2 separate regions of the Homo sapiens genome follow, and region 2 is linked to region 1. A link is a loop called in an ENCODE intact Hi-C map of the cell type or tissue named here. Cell type or tissue: GM12878. All regions are shown on one strand. Links, peaks and the distances in the headings refer to the core of each region. The heading gives the core; the rest is flanking DNA.

Region 1 (7,233 bases), core at 917-5,916:
AGGGAGAAGGGGGTTCCTTCTTCCCTTGGAGTGGGGTATATTAGTTCATCTTCATTCTGCTGATAAAGACATACCCAAGACTGGGAAGAAAAAGCGGTTTACTGGACTCACAGTTCCATGTGGCTGAGGAGGCCTCACAATCATGGTGGAAGGCAAGGAGGAGCAAGTCACATCTTACATGGATGGCAGCAGGCAGAGAGAGAGCTTGTGCAGGGAAACTCCCCGCTATAAAACCATCAGATCTCCTGAGACTTATTCCCTATCAAGAGAATAGCACGGGAAAGACCTGCCCCCATGATTCAACCAACTCCCACTGGGTCCCTCCCGCAACATGTGGGAATTCAAGATGAGATTTGGGTGGGGACACAGCCAAACCATATCATGGGGCATCCCCCACCTCCAAGAACCTCCTCAGTGCCCAGAGGAGGGGGAGGAGACTATGAAGACCAGATGTCAGGCGGCACACCTGAGTGCATGACTGTGGGAGTAACAGAGACAGGGAGGAGGCATAGGCTTGAAGGGGGCTGGAGAAAGCAGCCATGGGTGTTTGGGACAATGTGACTCTGAAGAGCCTGGGAGACATCCAGGTGGAGACAGTAGCATCTTTGGGGGCTGGGGATGCCAACCTGAGTCTCCAGCATGGCACACAAGTGGAAGTTGCCATTGGCACGGATGGGTGCAGCAGCTGGGCCTCACTAGGACTCAGCCCTCTCCACGTGGGGAGCTGTCCTGGCGCTCACACCTGAGCCTGCAGTCCAGCCTGCAGCACCACGCTGTGTCTTGTATCTTTCATTCTCTGTGTCATGCATGTGTCACAGGTTCACCAAGTTTGAAGAGGGGAGTTACGTGAACTAGAATGTGGATCTCCTCACTCCCAGCCAGTGATTTCTTTTTTTCACAATGAGCCCCAGCATTGCTTTGTTTGTTTGTTTTGTGTAATTTGGTCTTCTGCATTACTTGCAACACAAAGTACTCTTTTCCTCAAGTAATTAAAAAACACTTGGATTAATATAATGATCTAAGGGGACCCTGCAGAACAACATCATTCCAATTCCTCCTCATTTTTTGGGGGTGGGGAGGTTAGATAATTGTGCATTCATTCATTCAATCATTCATTCATCCAACCTCGTTCCCCAGATGAGGCAGGGAAAGTATGAGAGGATGTGATTCATTCTGTCCAGGAAACAGCACAGCCAAGCAGCCACTCAGCTGAGACTTGAAGGATGAGGGGGAGCTCATTAATCAGGTGATGGCAGAGAGCACCCCACACAGGGACAAGGGAACAGAGACTGCGGGTAGCCAATCTATGGCATGTTGGAGAATTTGTATGGCTAGAGGGCCTTGGTGCATTTGGTAAAATTGACATGATCATATTGCCAACTGCCCTTCCCCCAACAAACTCTTGTTTATCCTTTAAGTCCCAATTCAGGCATCACCTTTTCCAGGAAGCCTTCCTGCCTGTCAGAGTTGGATGCTCCTTTCTCTGTCTGCATAGCCCACACGTTCTGGCACGGGTGGGGAGATGAACTGACCTCTGCTGCTTGAACTATGAGCTTCCACAGGGTGCAGGTTGGGTGGTGTTCTTTCTAGAATCCTTAGCCCTTGGCACAGGACTGAAACAGGCCAAACAAAGCCATCACAGACCCTGAGGGCTTGTCAGGAGGATTACAGGAAGCCAACTTTTTGTAAAGGGTTGCACGGCCACAGTAAATGCACAGTAAATGTCTGCTATGTTCTTACCAAATATTTGTCAAATAAACAAATACATTATGTAATATTTTACCTTTCTTCTTATTAAGAGATATTTCAGAGCCACACTGGATGAGAAGAGGGGGTGGAGGTGGGCATCATTCTCTGCTCCCCTCATCTCTAAACCCATGGAAAGGCCTGGGGTAGTAATTGCAGAGGGGGAAATAATTTTTAAATGTCTCTCTTTTTGTGCTTTTATTGTCAAATGATAGCATTGTTCACAGTTTTTGAAATACTGAAAGCAAGTCTGCACAACTCTTTCTGCAGAAACAATGGGAGCGTGTGTGTGAGTGTGTATAAGCGTGTGTGATCTCTGTTCCTCTGCCATAATGTGTGTGTGTGTGTATGAGTGTGTGTGATTTTTGTTCCTCTACAATAATGGGTGTCTGTATGTGTGAGTGTGTATGAGTGTGTGTGATCTCTGTTCCTCGCAATAATGAGGGTTTGTATGTATGAGTGTGTGTGATCGCTTTTCCTCTACAATAATGGGTGTGTGTGTGTGAGTGTGATCTCTGTCTGTTCCTCTACAATAATGGGGGTGTGTATGTAAGTGTGTCTGAGTGTGTGTGATCTCTGTTCCTCTGCAATAATGGCGGTGTATGTGTGAGTGTATGTGTGTGATTTCTGTTCCTCTGCAATAATGGGGGTGTGTGTGTGAGGGTGTGTGATCTCTGTTCCTCTATAATAATGGGGGTGTGTGTGAGTGTATATGAGTGTGTGTGATCTCTGCTCTTCTACAATAACGTGTGTGTGAGAGAGAGAGATCTCTGTTCCTCTACAATAATGGGGGTGTGTATGTGAGTGTGTATGAGTGTGTGTGATCGCTGTTCCTCTACAATAACTGGGGTGTGTGTGAGTGTGTATGAGTGTGTGTGACTCTGTTCCTCTACAGTAATGGGTGTGTGTCAGTGTGTATGAGTGTGTGTGATCTCTGTCTGTTCCTCTACAATTAAGTGACCAGAAGCAGGTGGCTTCAAAGGTGAATTAATTCTCTGCTGGAAAAATTGGGCTAGAAAAATCTAGTCATTAGGAAACCAGAAAAGCAAGAAATGTAACTTCTGCTCAATGAAAGTGAACTGAATTTCTATTGAGGCCCCCTTTCTCTAAAACTCATTTTCAACTAACTCAGTGCTGTCAGCCAGCCCTGGGGCTGTACTTGGGGCTTACGTGTGGCTAAGATGTCAGGCAGCGGGGTCTGGTCCTTGTTGTCATCTCACTGCATGGCCACAAACATGTTCTCATTCCCTGCTGGTCTCAGTTCCTGAGCCAGTCCTGATGATCCATGGAGACTCCTACCTCGCTCCTGCCTCCCAGCTTAACCAAATGGTCTCTCTCCCTCTCCACCCCACCACCACTCCTACTGTCTCCAACCCCTCTTCGACACCCAGGAGCCATCTGGCTGCTTCTGTACCTCTCTGGGGACTCTCAACTTCCCTGCACTGAGACACCCACACCTGGCTCTTTCTGCCCTATAGCTCTTGCACCGTAATGAGTCAAGGGCAGTACTGAGATTTCACAAGTTCCCAGGCCTTCCCCAGGGGAATTGGAGGTGCGTGTCTCCTCTGCTCTCAGTCCCCAGATCCAGAGAGGGGTCTGCTTCTCCTTCCCTTCCCACAAGCACCAAGGCTCTCTCTTCTTCTCTCACTTCTTCTTTCAATCCCCTCCAAAAGTTATCTAGCCACAGGGCAATAAGAACTGGCTTTGACTGATTTGCATTCTTTCAAATATTTTCCTGTGCTAAGACCTAAGCTGCTGGAAGTCAAAAGCAGATTATTTGTATTTTTGCTCTTCTGCTGCCTATACTAGAAGATGGAAGAAGGAGAGGAGGAAATGCCAGAGAAAGAAGCATGGATAACATCGCAGAATACCACACCCTACCCAGGTGGGAAGACAAGTCCAGGCTCCTCAGGTTTAAGTGGATATCCAGTCCCGTGGTGCTGCCAGACAACTGTCTTGGGTACATCTGGCCACCACGTGCTGGCTAAGATATGGGGGGACCCCTGGGGAGCACTCATACCTGGCTTGCATCTCAGCTGTTCCTTCCTCCCTGCGTGACAGATCAAGCACCTCCCCCCGAACCTTGGCTCCTTACGAGGACTGCTGGGGCCACAGCGATAGCATGAGAAGCAATCAGGGCTTGGGACCCAAAAAGAACCACGGAGACTCCCCAATGGTCCCACATTTATTCTCTTCCACGTGGTCTGGATAGAAAACTAGAGAGAGTGTGGACAGCACTTGCCTCCGCTGAAAAAGTAACTCTCACCCTCTTCCCCCAACTCAGACTGTTCCAGAACAACCAGAGGCGTAGAGCCACACACTCCTCTCAGCCAGCCTGTGAGTGAGGCTGAGTTGCACTAAAGAGATTGTGCAGGCGCCGCCAGCTTCCCAAAGGCAGACTCTTCCCACAGCTGCAAACACTCCTCTAAGAACTCACCCACCCTCGCAGCTTGACCAACGTTCTCTGCAACTTCCTAGAAGATGAAAACATACCCTCCAGCCCTAGCTGTTCTCAGGTTTACTTTCTGACACCCCCTTCCCAGAGAGCTCCCATTCTCCCAGGGGCCTCCCTTTCCAGGGGTCAGCACTTAACCGTTGTCTCCTCCCAACAAAGCCTAAGAGAGGGCTCCCTGACCCGCTGGCCCAAAGGCCTGGGTCCCGGGCCGCTCAGTCCTTCCATTTTGTCTTCCACAGCTGAGCCCACTGTTCCCTAGTGGATCCGCCTTCCAATGCCACCACCTTCCCTTCTACGAAGTCCCAGCCAGGGGATGAACTACAGAGGCAGCCCCTTCCCCATCACCATTACTGTCACTGACTGGCTGTGGGCCTTCATGCTCTTCCGGGTTCTGGTTGGACGGTAGCCAGGGAAAATGCAGGGGGTGGGGTGCCGTGACAGGGAAGTCACCTGCAGCCCAGATCTGCTGCGTCCCAGGGTGTGCACTAGAAAGTGAATTGTTTCTTGTTCTTTTTTTTCTTTGTTATATGCTCTAGGGAATAAAAGGAATTTTCTTCCTTACACCCACCTCACCCCCAGCGGGACCAGACTCTTCCTGTCTGAGATTTCCTCACTCCCTGTGGGGTTCAGGGGGTACAGACACAGGTTTTGGGGGTTTTAATCTCTGGAAAGAAGAGAACTTGTCAGGACCTCCAAGAGACCTCCCTAAACAGAACCTGTTTTTGAATAACCTGAGGGTATTTCTCTAGGTCATCCCTGAGGGCAGGGGAGGGTCAGGCTCTCGGTTTCAAAGATAGGCTGGGGATGGGGGGCCTACCTGGACTGGAACAGGATGCACTTTTGAGGGTCCTGTGAGTGGTGGGCACTGGGACCTCACCTACCTGGGAGGACCCCTGTGGAGACAGTGCCAGGAGCCCCTTGTGGCCTTGCTCGGGATCACAACCTCTGAGAAACCTTCCAGTGGGCTGGGAGAACCTGGGCCAGGAGTTACCGGTGGTGAGTGAATGGCCCTGGCCTGATCTGCCTGAGGCCTCACCTCCCAAGGCCTCACCTGCCCATTCTTGAGTTGCTTACCCCCTGAATCTCAACAAAGTCCCCGGGAAGAGAAGAGTGGCCCTGGGTGACCGCTGGGGGATTCTTGCCAAGTGGTCAAGTTGAAACCAGGTGGGATTTCATGTGGAAACATAAAGAAAGAAAACGTTTCTTTGCATCTCAAGTCTAAGGGTGGATTCATGTTTGGCAAATGTTATCCCACCTCTCCTATGATTCCCATTTTACAGATGAGGAAATTAAGGCTCAAGGAAAGTGAGTAACCCCCAAGTTCACTGAGTACAGTCAAACGCAGCTTTGTCTGACTACAAAGAACATGCTTTTTCAGCCTCCCCACATAGTTAGCAGATATCAGTTAGCACAAAGCTATTTAGTGGCAGGGTCCAGGCCAACATCTGGGACCATGCTGGTTTCAGAAATGGGGCGATTCTCTCTGGAGTCATCCTCTTGGGAACAGACTGGCCCCAGAAGTTCTTCTAGACCTGCAACTGGATGCCCTCAGCTCTCTAAGTCACTGTCCCCCACCTGTGGAGTCGGTACAGTGAGACAGGATTTATCCTTCTCATGAAAATGTTGAGAATGACATGAGAAAATGTGCACAGAAGCACTTTAGAAATTAAAAGTGATTGTGTTAGGCTAATAATGCCCCCACCGAAATATATCTACATCCTCATTCTTGAAACTTGAGACTGTTACCTTATATGGCATTAAAAAGGATGAACCCTTACAGATATGATGTGACTAAATTAAGGATCTTGAGACAGACATTATCTTGGATTATTTGGATGGTCCTTAAACTCAAGCACATGCATCCTCATCTGAGGGGTCAGAGGAAGATTTTATACACAGACACAGAGGAGAAGGAGGTGTGACCACAGAGGCAGAGCCTGGGGTGACATGGCCACAAGCCAAGGACTACCAGCAGCCACCCCAGCTGGAGGAGGTAAGGAATGACTTCTTGCTTGGAACCTCCAGAGAAAGCACAGCTCTGCAGGTACCTTGATTCCAGCCCAGTGATATATGTATTAGTCCATTTTCGCACTGCTAATAAAGGCATACCTGAGACTGGGTAATTTATTCAGGAAAGAGGTTTAGTGGACTTACAGTTACACTTGGCTGGGGAGGCCTCACAATCATGGCGCAAGGCAAGAAGGAGCAAGTCACATCTTACATGGATGGCAGCAGGCAAAGAGAGCTTGTGCAGAGAGGAGACCCCTGTTTTAAAAACCATGAGATCTCATCAGACTCACTCACTATCATGAGAACAGCAGGGGAACGACCTGCCCCCATGATTCAACCATCTCCTACCGAGTCCCTTCCACAACATGTGGGAATTATGGGAGCTACAGGATGAGATGTAGGAGGGGACACAGAGCCAAACCAAATCTTTCCGCCCCTGCCCACCCCCTAATCTCATGTCTTCACATTTCAAAACCAATTATGCCTTCCCAGTAGTCTCCTAAAGTTTTAATTCATCTCAGCATTAACTCAAAAGTCCACAATCCAAAGTCTCATCTGAGACAAGGCAAGTCTCTTCTGCCTATCAGCCTGTAAAATCAAAAGCAAGTTAGTTACTTCCTAGATACAATGGGAGTACAGTCATGGGTAAATACAGCTGTTCCAAATGGGAGAAATTGGCCAAAACAAAGGAGTTACAGGCCCCAAGCAAGTCCAAAATCCAGTGGGGCAGTCAAATCTTAAAGCTCCATAATGATCTCCTTTGACAACATGTCTCACATACAGGTCACACTGATGCAAGAGGTGAGTTCCCATGGTCTTGGGCAGCTCCACCCCTGTGGCTTTGCAGGGTATAGGACCCTCCTCACTGCTTTTATGGCATTGAGTGTCTGTGGCTTTTCCAGGCACATGGTGCAAACTGTCAGTGGATCTACCATTCTGAGGTCTGGAGGATGGCGATGACCCTCTTCTCATAGCTCCACTAGGTGGTGCCCCAGTGGGGACTCTGTGTGGGGCCTCCAACC
Region 2 (7,233 bases), core at 1,272-6,271, 65 kb after region 1:
CAGACATTAGAGTATGAGGATCCATTTTTGTCCCTATGGGACAGGAAAGTCAGAAGAAGGCAATCAGAGGAATTAAAGGGTAAGAAGGGGGACTTGTGCATAGAAAGTCATAGAATCTCTATCTTGGGAGGTAGCTCAAGGCTCATCTGGTCTACCATTTGGTCATAGTTCAGCTTTCTATAGTCATTAAGAAGCAAATCAACCCTCCCTTCCAAGAGCATTCCTTCATGTACTTGAAACAAATAATTGTGCTTAACTTCCCCAAATCTTCTCCAAACTTAACACCCTTAGTGTTTCTAGGTACTCAGACTCATTACCTTCCCTTCATTTCCTCCTGGACATGCCTATCCCTCATCATCCCACCTAAAATATGGACACTGGGCTTAACTGTGGGAAAGGGTAGCCTAGATGCCTCTAATAGCCCCTGTCAAAGCCTGAAGAGTCAACAATAGGAGGATGCTTTTGACTCCTCCACTTAACGAGGAAGATTCAACAAGACAATGCAGGAAACAAAAGTCCTTCTGTGTCTTAGGACGAGCTCCCAAGTCTACAGGACTCAGGAGTGGAAGCTCCTTCCTAGTTGTCTCATGTGCTCCTATCTGTGAGGTATCACAACAAGCCCACAAGCCTGGGGGTTTAGCTTCTAACAGCCCTGCCCACTCTTCCCTTAGTGAATTTAGGGATGGCATCCAAGGCCCCTGAACCAGTCCCACGTCTGGGCTCTTAGAGAGGCTGGACTCCCAGGATTCCCAGTGGAGAAGGGACAACCGCAGAGTTCTTGCCAGCAGGGCTCAAGAACCCTTACACTTATGGAGTCTGGAGACTAAACGAAAGCTATCATCCCAGGAAGAATTTGATGTTCAAAGGGTGTCCTTGGGCTAGAAGTTGGGACCCCCATCCCCTGGCAGGACAAGATGACTCTAGGGGCCTGAGGTCCCTTGCAGCTTACATACCTCAGGGAAAGGGGAGTCCTGATGGGATGAAATGCTTTCTCCAAGTCTACCTGGCATTTAGATGACAATGTGGAGGATGAAACCTTTCCACCTTTGGCATGACAATTTAATTTTTTTAATAAAAATTTAAAGTCAAATGCAAAATCTTAACTCTTAAAAGCATTCTGTAAAGGTGATTCTTACAGAGTCTGCCCCAGGCAGAGCCCTGCATATTTTTTCAAAGCAAGTTCCTTCGGTCTCAACTTTTTGAAGGAGTTTATTACAGTATAAAGAGCCTGGGTTTCAAACAAAACAGACCCTGGGCATGAAACCTGGCCTTACTACTTACTTGGCTGTGTGACCCCAGGCAAGTTATTCGAGCCTCTGAGCCATAATTCTGTCACCAGTAAAATGGGTGTAGCACTCTGGGCCTCACAGAGATGTAGTGAGAAGTAAATGAGATGCTTCTTGTGAAGCAACTTAGCAGGACTGGCCCTCAATATCAGGCATGATTACTTTGGAATCAATTTGATTATTTTTGTTAAATCAAATTTTACCCCTTAGGTTTTCAGATTACTTGGCAATTGGGTCATCTAAAAGAGGTGTATAAAACACCTGATAATTTTTATATTTCAGAGCGAGGAGTTACACTCTTACCATTGTGTAGACAAAAACGTCCTGGGTAAAATTTCTGACCTTAGCACCCTCTTGCCAAGCTTCCAAGCACCCCTGTCATCTCCCCTCCCCTAGCTGCATTCCTATACCTCCTTCTCTTGGCTGACAGCTTGTTCTGAGCAAGTCTTGCCTCCTTCACTATCAATCCCCTCAAGCCTGGCCCCCTGCAGCTTTCAAGGTCAATAAGTATTGCCCTCCTGATCACCCAGGTCAGCTCCCCTTTCCAATGAGGAGAAGGAAGGAAATCCACATCATGCAACCAGGGCTGGAGATTACACCCTGCTCAGTCCAGGTCATTCCCCTTCCATTCCATGAACGCCTTAATGTCCCCTAAGAGCAGATCTGCTGAGAACCTTCCAAGCAGAGGGTCTGGCCTGTACAAAGTCCCTGCGTTGGGTGGAGACAGCAGCTTTAAGGAGAGAGGCTCAGGGGTCTGAGGGAAGATTTGAACTTAGGTCTTGGTCTCATACTCTCTATTCTTGGGTTCCATTACCTCCTCAAAATGAAAGACTTGGCTTTATTTATACCACCCAAGTCCTCAAGAATGAGGCAATCCATCCCCCATGTGATGCACAGTTTTGACACATTAAACCTGTATGCCCATAAATGCAAACATGTCACACATTATCATCAAGGAGCCAAGGGGGACACAGCCGGGGAGACATCCTAGCATGCTCTAGTTCTGTTGTGATTCATTAGGTTGATCATGCTTAATTACAGCTTTCTACCTTCAACCAGAGAGTCCACTACCTGAAAAAAGTGTTTCAGGTCTGATTCATGAAATTTAACATGTGTGTGAAAAACAAATAGGCTTTCGCCTCCAGGAGCTGGTTAGCAAGGCAAAAGCTCTTGACTTCACAGATCTTCATTTCTAACAGTCTGTCAACATCAGGAAGACGATCTGAATTTTCCCTTTTATGTGGCCGGTCTGAAGATACATGGGGAGGGCTTCAGAGCCAGAGTCTTGGCTCCTAACACCAGCTTTGCTGCTGGTGAGCAGGAGGCCAAGAAAATCTAGTAACTTCTCTGAGCCTGTTTCCTAATCTCTAAAACAAAGATCACCCTTCGCCTTTCTTCTACAACCTTAGAAGATCAATCACTCCTCACTTCCCTGATCCTCCAATCCAACTCCCCTTCCCAAAAAGGAGAAAGAAAGAAATCTAGGCTGGCATGACACAGATGATGGTCTGGTGGCGGCTGCGGGACTCGGATCCATGTGTGGAACGTGCCCAGAAAGGGGGCCTGGGAACATAGTAAGCCCTAGGCATAAGGAAGCCTTCACTGTCTCCATGGTTTTTATTGTGTCACATGCCCTTGGCCTCAGCCTCTTATTTGCAGGATACATTTGCAAAGCTGCCCAGGAGCAGCGGCCATCTTTTCCAGACATTTTTCAGCAGGAGAAAGTTCCTGCCTTTGGAGCAGAGTCCTGGTAATGATTCAGACACTGTTCTCCCCTAAACAGATTGCAAATGTTTCTTCAATGGAAAAGAGGATACACTGTAAAATGTAATGTTTCCCTAAGGGTTTGGGGATTTTCTTTCTTACAGTCAATCATGTTTTTAAGCATTTGGGAAGCGAATATAATGCATCTTTTTTTTCTTAATCATGACTAAGTTCCCCTCCAGATGGAAAAATTCTAGGTTTTTAAATTAAGACCATCTAAACTGCCAGCTTTTCAAGGATTCCTTGGGTTTTAGAGCTGAAAAGTGCCTTGTGAGCCACTTTACTCAATGCCTTGACCTTCAGACCAAAAGAGCCAGGGCCCAGAAGGTGCAATGACCTACCCAAGGTCACACAACAGGTCAGGGACAAAGCTGAGATAAATCACAGACCTCTGGATCCACAATCAACTGTGTTTCTTTCTGTGTTGTGCTGCCAGAAAAAGTACCATGGGGTTGAAAGTGAAATTAGGTTTCTTTCTGAAGTAAGTGCATCACCTATAACTGGCTGCAGCTGGACTTTACCAGAAGGGGAGGGTATATTTGCAGTGGTCTGACTTAATATACGGCCTATGTGTCACTCAGGGAAGGGGTGCCTGGAGAAATCCCAAATGCCTCTGTGCCACTGAAACAAGAGTTTCATAAGATGCCAAAGTGACACCAACCCCAGGAGTGAAATATACATATATACTTACCAGATTCAGCAAATAGTGCACAGAACACAACTATACTAAAAGAAGATATTTATTGCTTATCTGAAATTCAGATTTAACATTCTATATTTTCTATGGTAACTTTAACCAAATAGAGAGGTTTTTCTTTTTAATACAACATTCAAACGTAAGCCTCCAATTGAAGCCACAAGAACAGACCCTTCACATTCCAGGTGTCACTTGCTTCTCATGTGGGCAATACACTTCCTGTAATTCTTGGTAGGAATTTAATTATTTAATCAAGGTTAAAGATCCTCCAAAGTGACAAGAAGAGTCTGGCTAACATAAAATATAAGAATCCATCAAGTAACTTAAATTTAAACTTCAGGTTTCTACCTCAATTCAATTAAAAATAATTTATAGAGCATCTAACATTTGTGAAAACAAGCTCTCTAGTTTTCCTCTTCTCAATTAAACTTCTTGAAGGACATGTTGTCTACACTGGCTCTATACTTCTTCATCTTCCATTCAATACTCAAGACACCATAATTTGGTTTCTATTATTACACAACTGAAACCATTCATTCTTGCTAAGTTGTACAATGACCTAATACAGTCTATTCTCATTATTTGCAGTAGTTATGTTCTATGAAGTTGCCACATTAGTGAACACTGAACCATTGCTCCTACAGGAAATACAGGGTTAGGTTCCTGCCAGCCTCTGGGCACAACATTTTCAAAACCCAGTAAATGCTGACCTTGGTTTATGCGTGTCTCTGTTTAAAGATACCCATTTAACATATATTGATTATTCATGAACATTGAATTCACAGTGAACAGCACTATAACTCATGCCCGAATGAAACTTACCTAACAAGTATTTTTTCAAAAGGCACATCATAGCCTCCTGTGCATAGAAACACTACACAGCACTTCAGCACTACACTTGAAGTCCCTTTTAAACAGCAAAATCACCAGCAAAATGAACAGAAATGTGAAGAATGTGACACTGAATAGACTCAAGGACACTGGTTCACAATATGAAAGCAGAGGCAGGAAGGCAGAGCATCACTGTGTTCAGCCTCAGCTGGAAACGTGCACGTCAAGTGACTCAAATTTTTCATCACTCTACACATGTCCACAAATGATCATGAAAGCTCCATGAGTACTGATTATAAATACATTTTAGTGAGTGGGTTGAATTTGCAGATACAGATTCTGCAAATAATGAGGATCAACTGTAATTTCCAAATCTGGCAGATTTTTTCAGAGCTAATCCTGAGGGGACTCTGGATCACATTTGCTTTGCTGATCTCTTCCCTCTTGAAACTCCTCACTCCTTTAGCTTCTGGTGCCCTCTGCCCTCCTGGAATGTATACTCTGATATTCCTCCTCCACCTCTTATGTGAACTCTTCTTGCCCCTAGGTACCTTTGAAGTGTTGCTATTCGCCAACATTTAAGAGAATAGTGACCCTGGGCCACGGAACTGAGCCAGAGGACTAAGAACTTAGACACAGTTCATTGAGCTGAGGGAGGTTGAGTTTCTCTTGGAACTATCCCTGTGATGCAGTGGGGTCAACCACAAAAGGGTGATGGTATATGTAGTCATTATATCTTTCTAGGCTCCTCTTGTCTGTGACAGTTTCTCAGACTTTCCTTGTTCTTGGTGACCTTAACAGCATCTAGTGTGGATAACTTCTCAGGGCTAGAGAGCTCCAAACCCAGTTCACACTGTTGCAGAACCAGGAGCAGAGAGTCACTGAACCAGGAATAAGAGAAACCAAAACTTGGTAAAACCTGGGCTTAGTTTCAGGACCTAGATGGCCTGACTTCATGGCAGATGATTTGGGTGAATTGGCAGAGGCATTGAGGACAGCATGAGATATGAAGGTAGATGGGTGGTTTGGGGGGTCTGCATGTCCCTCTCAAGGACAGACAGGAGGGAAGCAAAATCATGATAGTAGTAATTAACATTTATGTGGCACTTCATATGTGCCACTACTTCACATGGCCTGTCTAGGGGATGATGATGATGACAGTAATGTGGCCACACATACAGAGCACCCACAATGGCCCAGGCACATGTTACGCACATTCCACAGCCCTTTGAAGCCACTTCACAGAGGAAGAAGCCAAGAATTGAAGAGGTTGGGTAACTTGCCCCAAACCTCCCATCATGCAAAAGCCAGAGCTGGAATTTGAGCTCAGCCATCTAACTCAAGAGCCTAAACTGTGACCTGATACTTCCTCCCTTGTGCCAGGATCCTTGCCCTGTGACACAAATTTCCCAGAACTTGGCAGACACCTGAGGCAAAGAGAAGACAAGATCAGGAACCGGAGTCCCTGGAAAATAAAGTAAAAATTTAGTTACTAGAATCAACTATCTGGTCAGTACAGAGCCAGCAGCAAAGCTGAGCTGGGGCAGAGCCCTAGAGATGGGATCCATGTACCAGGAGTGAGGTGGGCTGCTCAGGGCCTGGGCAGGAGCTCTAAGAAGGCGGCACTGTCCCTGGCTCCTCTGTCCTCCTGCTCAGCCATCCTCAGCATGTGCCTCTCATCACCACTCTTGTCACCACAGATCGCCGAGCAGCTGCTCCACCTCCAGCCTTACATCTATATCCTGGATGGGAAGAAGGGCAACACCAACATTAAATGGCAAAAAATTTCCCCTAACCCCCCAAAAAGGCTTCTACTCACATTTCACTGATAGAATACAGTCACTCCAGCTCTAAGACAGGATAAAATATGTAGAAGCTTTTTAGGACGCCACATAGCCAGCCCAAAGAAAATTGAGGCTTTGTTAGCAAAAGAGAAAGAGAAAATGGATGTAAGTGCTACAGCTTGGGATTATTTCCCATCTTGAGTCCAAACTGGTCCTAGAGGCAGGGGCAAAGGCTTAGTCTGCACACAGCGTCGGGTGTATGGTGTCAGATGCCTCGCTTCCCATTGGCTAGCAAATGTGAAGGCTGAATGTGACGGTCCCTGTCAAATGCTACACACAGTGCCTGGCACGTGTGAGCACTCAAAAATAGGTAGGTATTGTCACTAATTTTTAAAACATTATTATTAACTAAAATCCATATGTTATTGTGATGTCCCTAGTTTTTAGCTCATGTCCTTTTTCTGTTGTAGGATCCCATCTGGAATCCCACATTGCATGTAGTCTTCATATCTTTTAGGCTCCTCTTGCCTGCGACAATTTCTCAGACACTCCTTGTTCTTGGTGACCTTAACAGTACTGAGGAGTGCCAGACCTGTATTGTAGAATGTCTCTCAGTCTGGACTGGCCTGGTGTTTATCTCATGATTAGAAACTGGAGTTGTGTGTTTTCAGGGGGAAGACCACAGAGGTAAAGTGTCATTTTCCTCACATCATATCAAGAGTTCACATCATCACTGTGACACCACTGTTGATGTCAACCTTGATCACTTTGCAGAGGTCGTGTTTGTCAGGTGTCTCCACTGGCCAGTGACTCTTTCTTCCCCCTTTCCATACCGTACCCTTTGGAAGGAAGTCACTATGTGCAGCCCCCT

What was found. Hi-C counts contacts between places; a loop is a spot of excess contacts. Peaks named below come from ENCODE experiments on the same cell type or tissue, not always from the same donor. Only the 100,000 strongest peaks of a DNase experiment are listed, where the experiment ranks them.
Region 2: a loop joins it to region 1, with 6 times the contacts of the local background. A loop is called at or near these places in 3 of 110 quality-filtered maps.

The regions. Positions count from the first base shown.
Region 1 is chr10:123,388,415-123,395,647 of GRCh38, reverse strand. The region is part of intron 6 of LINC02641 (long intergenic non-protein coding RNA 2641); the gene reads right to left. Among named protein-coding and RNA genes, the nearest start is that of LINC02641, 44 kb to the right of the region's middle. RefSeq lists enhancers at 2,684-2,793, 2,894-3,153, 3,304-3,683. In GM12878, for the core only: no CTCF peak of the experiment used is centred there; DNase peaks (open chromatin) are centred at 3,297 and 3,847; H3K4me3 peaks cover 2,398 bases; H3K27ac peaks cover 5,000 bases.
Region 2 is chr10:123,323,926-123,331,158 of GRCh38, reverse strand. No RefSeq gene overlaps it. Among named protein-coding and RNA genes, the nearest start is that of LINC02641, 20 kb to the left of the region's middle. RefSeq lists a silencer at 4,257-4,306. In GM12878, for the core only: no CTCF peak of the experiment used is centred there; a DNase peak (open chromatin) is centred at 3,478; H3K27ac peaks cover 1,203 bases.